Linked DNA regions of Homo sapiens: region 1 is linked to region 2. The links are chromatin contacts, found by Hi-C or POLR2A ChIA-PET in ENCODE. All regions are on one chromosome and are shown on one strand. The core of a region is the stretch at or near the end of the contact, and the rest is flanking DNA. Distances in the headings are between cores, read along the strand shown. Region 1 overlaps ALK (ALK receptor tyrosine kinase). Region 2 overlaps ALK (ALK receptor tyrosine kinase).

What was found. Hi-C counts contacts between places; a loop is a spot of excess contacts on that map. ChIA-PET counts read pairs that join two places held with the same protein, here RNA polymerase II (POLR2A). Pooled maps may share reads with other maps.
Region 1: a loop to region 2 is called in a pooled map, with 6 times the contacts of the local background. The contact joins two enhancer-like sites. A Hi-C loop is called at or near these places in 1 of 37 single-sample maps with no recorded cell type and 5 of 50 pooled maps. POLR2A ChIA-PET finds 5 or more read pairs at or near these places in 1 of 52 experiments (SK-N-SH).

What each region holds. Positions count from the first base shown.
Region 1 is chr2:29,526,243-29,531,412 of GRCh38, reverse strand. The region is part of intron 4 of ALK (ALK receptor tyrosine kinase); the gene reads left to right. Among named protein-coding and RNA genes, the nearest start is that of ALK, 390 kb to the left of the region's middle. Within about 2 kb of position 2,277, at least 2 of the 41 ENCODE cell types and tissues checked have a DNase peak (open chromatin) inside an H3K27ac peak, as active enhancers do.
Region 2 is chr2:29,313,252-29,318,235 of GRCh38, reverse strand. All of the region lies in intron 8 of ALK (ALK receptor tyrosine kinase), which reads left to right. Among named protein-coding and RNA genes, the nearest start is that of CLIP4, 200 kb to the right of the region's middle. Within about 2 kb of position 3,320, at least 6 of the 41 ENCODE cell types and tissues checked have a DNase peak (open chromatin) inside an H3K27ac peak, as active enhancers do.

The sequences.
Region 1 (5,170 bases), core at 1,028-3,527, 210 kb before region 2:
GCTTTGTGCTACAACCACCAAGACATATGACAGTGGAATCCTCTAAGCTTTCTGGAGATACTTGCTTACTCAGTGATCCATCAGGCCTCTGCGGTAGTGACATTGGAAAGCAAACTTAAACTAGGGCACTTCTGTGCCTGGCTTTTGTTTTTCCATTCCATAAGTATAAATACCATCCTATGACCTCAGCGTTGAGGGACCCCAGATCTGATTACTTTAGCAACAAGGATCCTTCTTTGTGACTTGTTTACAGGAGAAAAAGCCCAACTGTCTAGCTATGCTTAGACTTGGCTTCCTTCTAAGAGAATACCTTTTCAGAAGGGTCCCACCTGAACGATAACTGTTACCCATTGTCCATCCCCATGGTGTGCAGGGGAGAGATCCTGCCTGTTGCTTTGGCAATAAGGCTGAATGGCCTCCTTCGTAATTTCTTGAAAGTCTTCTCCCCACTCCCAGCCATTAACCCATCTGTATTTAGTTGCACTTAGAAGGACTACAAGCTGCTGCAGTCTCATCAGGAATGAAATCTTGACATCAAAAAGAATGCTCTCCCCATTCCTAAACTCATATCCATCTTCTTGCCTCTGAAATGCCTCTCTGGGCTGGCTGAGAAGGTCCCAGCTACCAAGGACTCTTGCTCTATTCACCAGATATCAGTGTGGCATAGCAGGTGTCTGGGCTGCCCCTTGTTTGGGACCAGCTATCTTCTGGCACCAAGCCTCCCTCCAGCACGGCTTCTCTTTCCAGTAAGAAGCCTGGATGGGAAGACTTCTTATCTGAGGGCAGGGCTATGTGCCATCCTATAGGTATTTGCCCAGCCTCATATTCTGAGAGCTGCATATTCTGACTTATCACTCTCAACATTCCTTCCTTCCCTACCAGGACTGGCAGAGACCAGGGAGTGCTGCTTGAGGCTTCTGAGCCCTCAGGCATCAGTCCATTGTGGTGCTGGTGGCGGGTGGGAGGATTCACTGATGTGGCTGGGAGAGGTGGAGTTGGAGTCTGAGAATACCCATGAGTGTGAGAAAAGGTGCCAGAGGGGTTTCAGCACTTCTTGTGTGGCCTGGCCTGTTTCCCTGTGTAGCATAGTCAGGAAAATAACTCCTCGGGTATGACTGGCCATAGGGCCTTGCAAATAGTTTTTCCCTCTTTACCTTTCTATGCTCATATAGGAAGTCAATTCTCATTTAAAAGAGGAGAAAACTGAGGCAGAGAGAGGAAATAGGAAGTGATGTGGTCCAAACTGGACTCTTTCCAGGAGACCTGAAGCCTCTTAGGGAGAAAGGGTGGAGTTGGGAAAGAGAAAGGGAAATATGAAAGAATCTTGCAAAAAAAAAAAAAAAAAAAAAAGAGCGATTATTTTGATTATTTGATCCTTCAAGACAAATGAGCCCTGGGACTTGCCATGTCAGTGCCTTCAGGGGCAGCCTTCCCTCCACATGATGCCATGGTCACCTGCCTCAACGTCCACCTGGCCACCCAACTTATCCTCTTCCCAAGGCAATGCCTCCATCACCAGAGGAGCTGCTCTGTCCTCTGGAGGGTGTGAGTTGAGCAGGAGAGAGGAATTGGGACTGAGCTGAGGCAAATTCAGTGACTTGATGGCTTTGTCTGGGGCAGAGTTTAGTGATGAGCTGGAGTGATTCCAGATTTAAAGATGCCTGGACCAGCCTCCTCACCTCCCATGAGATCTGTGTGGTGAGGGTAGAAGGTGGCAGCAGAAAGGACAATCAATGGACCATCCACTGCAGCGCAGAGCTACTCTTGTGGGTGCCTTGGCCAGCTGCAAGGAACAGGGCATTTGCCCAGCAAATCAAAACTTGCCCAGCTTTGCACTGTTCAGAGTTTGGGATCACAAAGGATGGAGATTTGCCTGCTCTCTGATTATGGGGTCGCTGCTAGTCTCAAGAATCTTTGGATTTGCAGTACTCAGCAGTTTGCCTTGCCGAAAGCTTGCTCTGTTTAATGTCAGAGATGACCTCACTAGCATAGTGCTCAGAGCAGCGAGGGGGACACAGTGATATCCTGGTGATGTTGAATGTGATGATTACGAATGGGGCTGGCTTCCTCTCATAACAGGAGACGGTGGTTTGGGGACCACTATTTGGAAAACAACATTCCGTGTTTGTAGTAACGAGGGAGGAAGTTGTAATAATAAAGTCGGCTGGGGAGAGCCTGACTCAGAGGAGTGGGCTGAGGAATGACAAGTCAGACGCCACCAAGTTCCCCGGAAACCACTGTGTCGTGAGCAGGTGGTGCCGGCTGTCGTGCACGGGTGGGGCAGGAGCAGCAGACTGGTTGGAAGCACCCGGAGGCAGAAGGCAGGGGAAAGGCAGTTGGAGAAGCACAGCAGCTGCTGCCTTCCTGGTTGCCTGGAAAGCAGCAGAGTATATGAGGTCTAATGAATCACAGAGCATGAGTGGCCACGTTGGCCAAGGCTGCCGGGCTTTGGCTGGAGTCTCGCAGGGGACAGACAGATGAGTGCCCAGCCTGCTCATCTGCATGGCCAGAATGACCAGAGAAGCAAGGAAGCAGAGAAATAGGGGCTACCAAACAGCCTAGGCCCGGCTGATCACAGAGTCACATAGGCATAGGACATCTTAGCTAGAAATTAGTGGCCATAAAGTCCCCATGAACTGAATGAATAGGATAATACTTATGTAAAATGGTGAGCTGTGAAATGGCATATGGAAAATGGCTCGCACAGTGCCTGGCTATCATTGGCACTAATAAGTGCTAGGTCCTTTTGGGTTCAAACATTCATCTCACCATCATGGATTGAGTGCCTCTTGTGTGGCAGGTGCCAAAGATGACACAGCCAAAGACAACAAGGTCACAGCTTTCAAGGAACATCTAGTCCAGTAAGGAAGACACAAGCAGAATAGCAACAGCACATGCTTATGTGAATGTTTTAAAATTGAGGCTCGTATTATTAAGAGGCTGAGCTAAGATCGCTAGTGGCAGATCCAGCAGAAGCAGCCGGCTAGGGAGCCACCCACTGCACCACACTGCCATTCTGATGTGTCTCAGAAGATCAATCCAGCAGCAATTGTCTGTGTAAAATTGGTCCTCTCCCGGATGCAAGAACGCAAGCTTGATGGTGGGTGGCGTGTAGGGCTATAGGAGACACTCTCCAGGGCTCCTACCCAGAAGGCCACCTCGTGTCTTGTTTCCTTTCGAAGCACATGACTTTTTCCCACAGCAGCGGGTATCTGGGGACTTTATTATGTATGACCAGAACTACACAGTGTGTGGAGGGAAGAATTGGGCCTCAAGGGGATAGAAGTTGCCAATCATTTGGATTACTAATACTTGAAAAGATATTTTAAACCGGAAGTCGTTGAGGAAACTCAGGCTTGAGCCAAGATAAGCTGTCAGGGCATTTTAAAGCACAAATAAGCCTCAGTCCAGAGGGTGGTGGTGAATTGAAATTCTCAGCACAAAGCCTTGCCTTTCTGCAGGACCTCAACCCCTAGACCCGGAAGATACGGGAGTCTAACCTCCTCCCCTTTCCATGTTGGTTTCCTGATGGGGAACATGAAGCCCAGGCGGGTGATGTGATGTAATGTGACGTGATGAAGGTCAAACTGCAGGCTCAGACCCGGCACAATGGCTCACACCTGTAATCCCAGCACTTTGGGAGACCAAGGCGGGAGGATCACTTGGGGCCAGGAGTTCAAGACCAGCCTGGGCAACATAGCGAGACCCCCAACCTCTACAAAAAAAATATATTTTTAGTTAGCCAGGCATGGTGGTACATGCCTGTAATCCCAGCTATTCATGAGGCTGAGGCAGGAGGCTTGCTTGAGCCCAAGAGGTTGAGGCTGCAGTAAACTGTGATCATGCCACTGCACTCCAGCCTGGGTGACAGAGCAAGACCCTGTCTCAAAAAAACAAACTAAGAAACAAAACTGCCTGCTCGTGGCAAAGCCAGGACTCATCTCCACAGTGGCACCCTGGAAAGGTCTGTTTCCCAGCTGCCCAGCTGCATCAGGAAACCCTCAAACTCACTGCCCTTAGATTAAAATCTGCAGCCACCCTCCCCAAGTGAAGAAAAATTTGCATTCATGCTGGGTACCCACACAGCTGCCGCGCTTACTTAAGGCAGTCAGTTCTGACCAAAGATCCCAGCTTTAAAACCAGTAGCAATCCTAATAGGAAATGTGCCAAGGTAATTTAACTCAAAAAGATATTGATTTGTGGCCATCAGGAGGTATGGTTTCAATCCTGATTCCACCGCTAATTTGCAGCATGGTTATGGACAACCACAGTATTGCCCAGCCGTAGCTTCTTACCTTCTAAAGTGGAAGCTCTGGTTGCCCTCTGCTCCCCTCTTCTGTCCTGGCAATGCCAGCAACCTATCCTCAGATGCCATCCAGGACTAGGGCAGCAGGAAGTAATTCTCCCCACCCCAGACTCCTGCTCCCTGGACAAAGAGGAACCTCCCTACTGGCCCACTGATACCTTCACCACTAATGCACAGAACCCTGGCTGTTCCTGTCAGTAGACAGGCCAAGCGAGAGATGGTCTCAGGGCAGGGCACCTGTGGAAAGATGCCACCAGGTATTTGCTTCTGAAAAGGGACCTGATTGCTTTTCCCAGGCTGCTCTGGGTTGAACTTCAGTCAGCCCAGTGCAATGTGGCAAGTCTTGACAGCTGAGGAAATCAGAGCCTGTGGCATTCAGCCTCCATGGTCAAAAGTTCTCTTCGAATCTTGCCTGCATGATAAATGAGATCAGAAATAAAAAAGGTGATCATTTATTGAAACTGATGCCCTCAAGTGGCAGTGTCACAATGATTTCAGGCCCAGCTTTTTCTCACTTTCAAAGTCATTCATAGAGTCAGCTTCTCTCTTTTCCCCCATGGTCTGAATAACACACTAATAAATATACAATAAGGCCTTTAATGTCTAGGTGATTTACACTAAAAAGAGAGAGCCATTCAAAGGCTCTAAAGGTAATTTTTAAAAGCCTTAAAACTCACACCCAGGCTTGTCAGGGGGATATTTCTCAGACACCTTGTTACAGGAGCAATCACGTAGCTCGAAGTTCTCTGAGCACACAGTGGGCAGGAGACTTGAGCTCTAAGTATTCTTGGAGGAAATTCTTCACACACAATATGAGCTTGGACAAGTCTCAGAATCTCTACAAGCCTCATCTTTGTCAAATGG
Region 2 (4,984 bases), core at 2,071-4,570:
TAAGAAAGTAGCCTAGCTGGCTGGGCTGGTCGTTCTCCTGGGGAGAGAACAAGAGGGCCACCTCTGCCATCTTCGAGGCAGAGCATGTCCATCAACATGGTAAAGCCCTATCTACAGAGAATCATGCCTTAAACAGCCATACCCAGCTGCACTGAACTACTTGCAGTAGAACCATGATTTAATCAAACCCAGAAGAGATTTTCCATGGCATAACAAGGGAGAGTGACAAGGATTGCAAAAGACTTTCTACAGAATCCTTTTTAAAAACATTGAGCTCTTGTAATACATTGTAAATACTATACATCCTCAAAAATTTGATTTACATAAATTTCACTAAGACATCAATGGCATTCAGTGAGGTACCTCCAAAACTACTCTCTCAAATGGTTCCTGATGCTGTTATCTCATTGGTGTGGGTGGAGGGACTGGCGCCCTGTTCCTTAGCATACAGTCATATTCTTTAGGGGCCAAGAAATGTACTTAAGACCCCAGCATGGTACAGTGATTAAGCTCATGGACTCTAGAATCAAATTTCTGAGTCCAAGTCGGGTTCCACCACTGATTGATTGTATAGTTTGTTTGGGCAGTTAATTAACCTCTTGGGGCTTCAGTTTCCTCACTGGGAAAGTGAACACATTTATAGTGCCTATCCTGAAGAGTGAGGATTAAATAGATAATGTCCAAAGGGCTTGGAAGAGCATTGGGCACAAAGTAAGCACTGCAGTATTTAGCCCACAGGGTGCCTGGCACACTGTATCAACATTCAGAAGGACACTGGGGGAAGAGGAAGAGAACTTGAGCCAGAAATCAGACTGTAAGCTCCAAGAGAGCAGGCCATGTCTTGTGCTTCTTTGTACTCCCTCACTGCACCTGCATCAACATCTTGCGTGTAGTAGAAAACCTACACGTAGTTTGGGTTTGGCCAGTCATCTCGTTCTGGACACTCACAGGAGAAATTCCTGTCTGGCTCAGTTTCAGGAATAGCTATGCACCCTCTGAGCAATTTGTTTCCTGTCAAGTTGTAGACATTGTGAAACTGACCAGATTCACTTCTCCTTCTGTGGCTAATAGAAATCCCAGGGTGGTGGTTCTGTGGCCAGCAGAGGGACAGACAACAGGATTGCCCCTGCTAAGGGATGCAGGCAGAATCAAGCCCCTCGAGTTTCTCATAAAATAAAAACTCACAGACAGAAAACAAATAAGAATGGAAAAGATGTAGAAATGATTTTTTAATCCGAGGAGTGGTTAAATTAAAACCAAGGCTCCACTTGGCAAGCAAATGGGACTTTGTGATATGCAATTTGTAGCAGCTTACTCCTGGTTTGATTTTATAACTCGACATTCGCCACTTCCTTCTCACCCTCTTCTAGGCTATGCTATCCTACTAGATTTTATGTATCTCTGTGAACCACCTTAAATCCTTTTTGGAAGAATTCTGAGCACAAATAAATAGATTCATTAAATTAAATTGTGTTTGAGAAACCATGCTATCTCATGCAGATGGTGGAATTACACAGTCATTGCTGATATTTCTCAGGTGTCTGAGAGCAGGTACCTAGAAAGGAAGGCTTTTTGAGAGAACATATAAATGAAGACAGATGGTTGGCCCACCGGAGAGGACGGGAGGATCCTTAAGAGCATTTGGTCTTTAAATTTACTCTTCGCTGGGTTTAATATGAGCCAAATTTCAGAAAAAGAAATGTCAAGGTACAAATGATATTATTCTAATACTTCATCATTTCTCTAATAACCTTTGAGTTGATCAATAGCTTAAACAGGTGTTTCGTTTTACTGGCCTGTTTTATTTTTCCTGCAGTCTAATTTGCTCTGGGCTGTTTCTGCTATTCCCTGCCCTTTTCCAGAACTTGGCTCAGCAGGCATAATGAAAGGAAGGGAATAAGTCCATTCCACACTCACATTATTTATATTTATATATATTCATATGATTTCACATTCAGGTTTTCAGACCATTTGTCTAATGCTGATGGGTCTTTGAATTCCCAATGTTGGGAGAAATGTTTTTATCAGGAAAATAAATAACCAAAATAGAAATATGCATTTCTAGATTTGTAAGCCCTACCATTTATTTTATGTGAATCCTAAATGCAGAATGCAGGAAGTTGATTTCCTCCTCCCGGGCGGGCTAAACCCCAGTGGCAGAAAAAAATGGATATTGCATTTCTCTGGGGGACTATGTGAGGTTCACTCAGGGCTTTCAAACCCCACCAACCCTACAGGGGCCTCTGTTGCCTATGGGGCCCGAGTGCAGAAAGATGGACACTAGGCAGAGTTTTGGGGACAGGACTCTGATGAGCATCAGGCCTACAGGGACTGGCGACTGGTCCAGCTGAGCCCTGAGGCTGATGCCTACCACGAAGGACCTTCTTCAAACCCAGCTCAGTCCTGGTCTCCGGGAAGTTAAAGTCATCGTACACTATCTCAAGACACCACAATCATCAGTGGATTCCCAGAGAAGAACTGGTGTCATCTTCAAGAATTTCCTGCAAAGTCTAGAAAGTGAGTTAACCAGTAGTTCTGTGTTTCACCAGTCACATTCACCTGGAAAATGTAACAAATGCCCCACCCTGGACCTACTGAATGACATCGCGAAGAGTGGGGCCCAGGGCTCTGCATTTTTAAACCCTATCCTTGGTGATTTGGAGGTGCACTGAAACTTCAGAGCTATTGGCCGTAGGTGTGCTTGCCAATTGTGACTGAAATTCATTCTGAGCCCATGCAGAGAGTTTTCCTCCTGTCTGTGGCCCCAAATAGCGTGATGTCACTTGTCTTTTAGAAAGATGAGTCAGAAAAGGGATGAGAAATGATGGAGGCGGGGGAGAAGAGAAGCGGGTGGGAGAGCATATGAAACCAGGTCAGGAGCCCCCCATGATGGAGGCATAGCCACAGTGTGCCTTTGTGCCAATCTAACTTCCAGGGCATTCCAGAAGCCTGCCCCACTCCCACCTCCTCCCTCCAGGCTCCTGCAGCCTGCTCTTGCTGACTACCACGGCTGCCTCCTATCTCTCTGCACAGTTACACACGGGGCATGAATATTTAAAGACCTCTGCCTCGCCCAGCCACAAACAAGAAAGAACGCTGTGGTTTTGGTTTTCTTTTTGTGTTCCTCCTCTCCGCCACAAGCTCTTCTCTGCAGGAAACTGGGGAGCCACTTACAATATATTCTGATGTTATTTTTATTTTTATTTTTCTGAGCTCCAGTTCAAATAATTAAAGTTGCCACCGGGGAGGGAAGGCTTGCAGTGGCTTTCATGTGCTCACTTGCTGTCAGACCTGCTCGAATCCGCCTCGGCTTTGAGACACCCGCGGATGTGTCTGGCATTGCAGCCGCTGGTAATAAAGAGCACGGCAGAGTGGCGGCTGACACCACCCCAGCCCCCTGCCTTTCACACACCCCAGCAGCCTGAATGTCTCAACAAGCCCCGTGTGGTTTGAAATTCTATTTTATTTGAATAGCCTGCCTGTGACTAGAATAATTTAAACCACGTTCTCAGGCCTTCTGGGCCTGCAAGGAGAAAAAGTGGACTTTCCTCATTTTCTTTCCCCTCCAAGGCATGGAAGCAGTTTTTCTTGTGTGAGCTACAGAAGTGCAATTTGATCCAAAAATGAGATGGGATCCCCCCAATTTGTGGTGGTCAGTTCCTCAATGCTGGTTTTCCTACCTGGCCAGAGCTGCAGTTGCGTCTCCCCTCTTCTCACACATACATATGTACACGCAAACACACACACACATACACACATGCGTGCACACACCCTCTGGGATCTTGGGACACAGCCGAACCTTTCCACCCCTGACGTCACCTCTAGCAATAAAAGGAATCAGGTTGGATTAGCTGTGGGGAGCTGCTGTGATCTAGGCAGAAGGTGACCAGCGGGCCCCTTCCACGTCTACATGGGCCTGGAGAAAAGGGGACCCATCCTTTGTGTCATTAAAACCAGCAAATGTAGCCCAGAGGGATGTGAGAAGACGCCATGGCCCCTGGAGTTGACCTTGGCCATCCATCCCTGAAGCCCTTCTCAAAGGAAGGCACCCGAAGGCAGGGAATTTTTCTGTAAATTGCTCTCTGATTGATTTTGTAAGACTTTTCAGGGTGCTGGTGATCATCCCTGGAAACAGGCTTATCCTTCCCTCCAGCCTCTCAGTGTGACGCAGAAGCAGGGAAGCCGAGAGGCAGGCTGTGTTGATTGGGCTTATTGAAGCTTGCCCCCGACCTCGGCAGCAGGCAAATAGGACTCTGAAGATGGGAAAAAGAGAGGAACTTTTCTGACTGCTGTGTTTTTAAAGTTTATTAAACTCAGTGACAAAATCTTCTGTGGAAAGTCAAGAAAAGGAGGATAAGAGTAAGAAAACTTAGTATCAGATGGCATGAGACCGAGGAAAAACAAAAGCAGAAGGGGACCTTCCTTTATCAGCCCCCACCAAACTCTCGACAGGAGCCAAAGAAGATGAGCATAACTATTGAATTCAACTCGTTTTCCAGAGCAGATCCTATGCATCACGGGCTCCCCATCCAGATCATGAAATTCACCTCAAGACCCACAGCTAATAAACACAAGACCAAACCTAGATCTTATGATTCTGAGTTTCATGCTCTTCCTGTCACACTGCCCTGCTGGAGACAGATGGAACCTTCTCAACTTGGGGAGAGTTGATGAGAGCTTCAAAAGCATCAGAACTGGCATTACTGTCACCTAACTCAGAGCCCCACCACCTCATTTCTGCAGGCAGATAGAGAATCCCACCCCATTGTGTAAACAAAGAGTTCTCCCCTTCGTCTCTCCACAGGCTGGGAGTAGTCACTGGGTCTAACTCCTGAGCCACCAAGGGGACACTGCCACTCACCTACAGGACTCAAATGGAGTTTGTTCATTGGGTGGGCCTCATTCTCGGCCCCATGTGATCCAACTTACTTTAGCAAATCAGGAAGGAGAAGCCATTCCAGGAGGCCTCATGGGCTTGATTGCA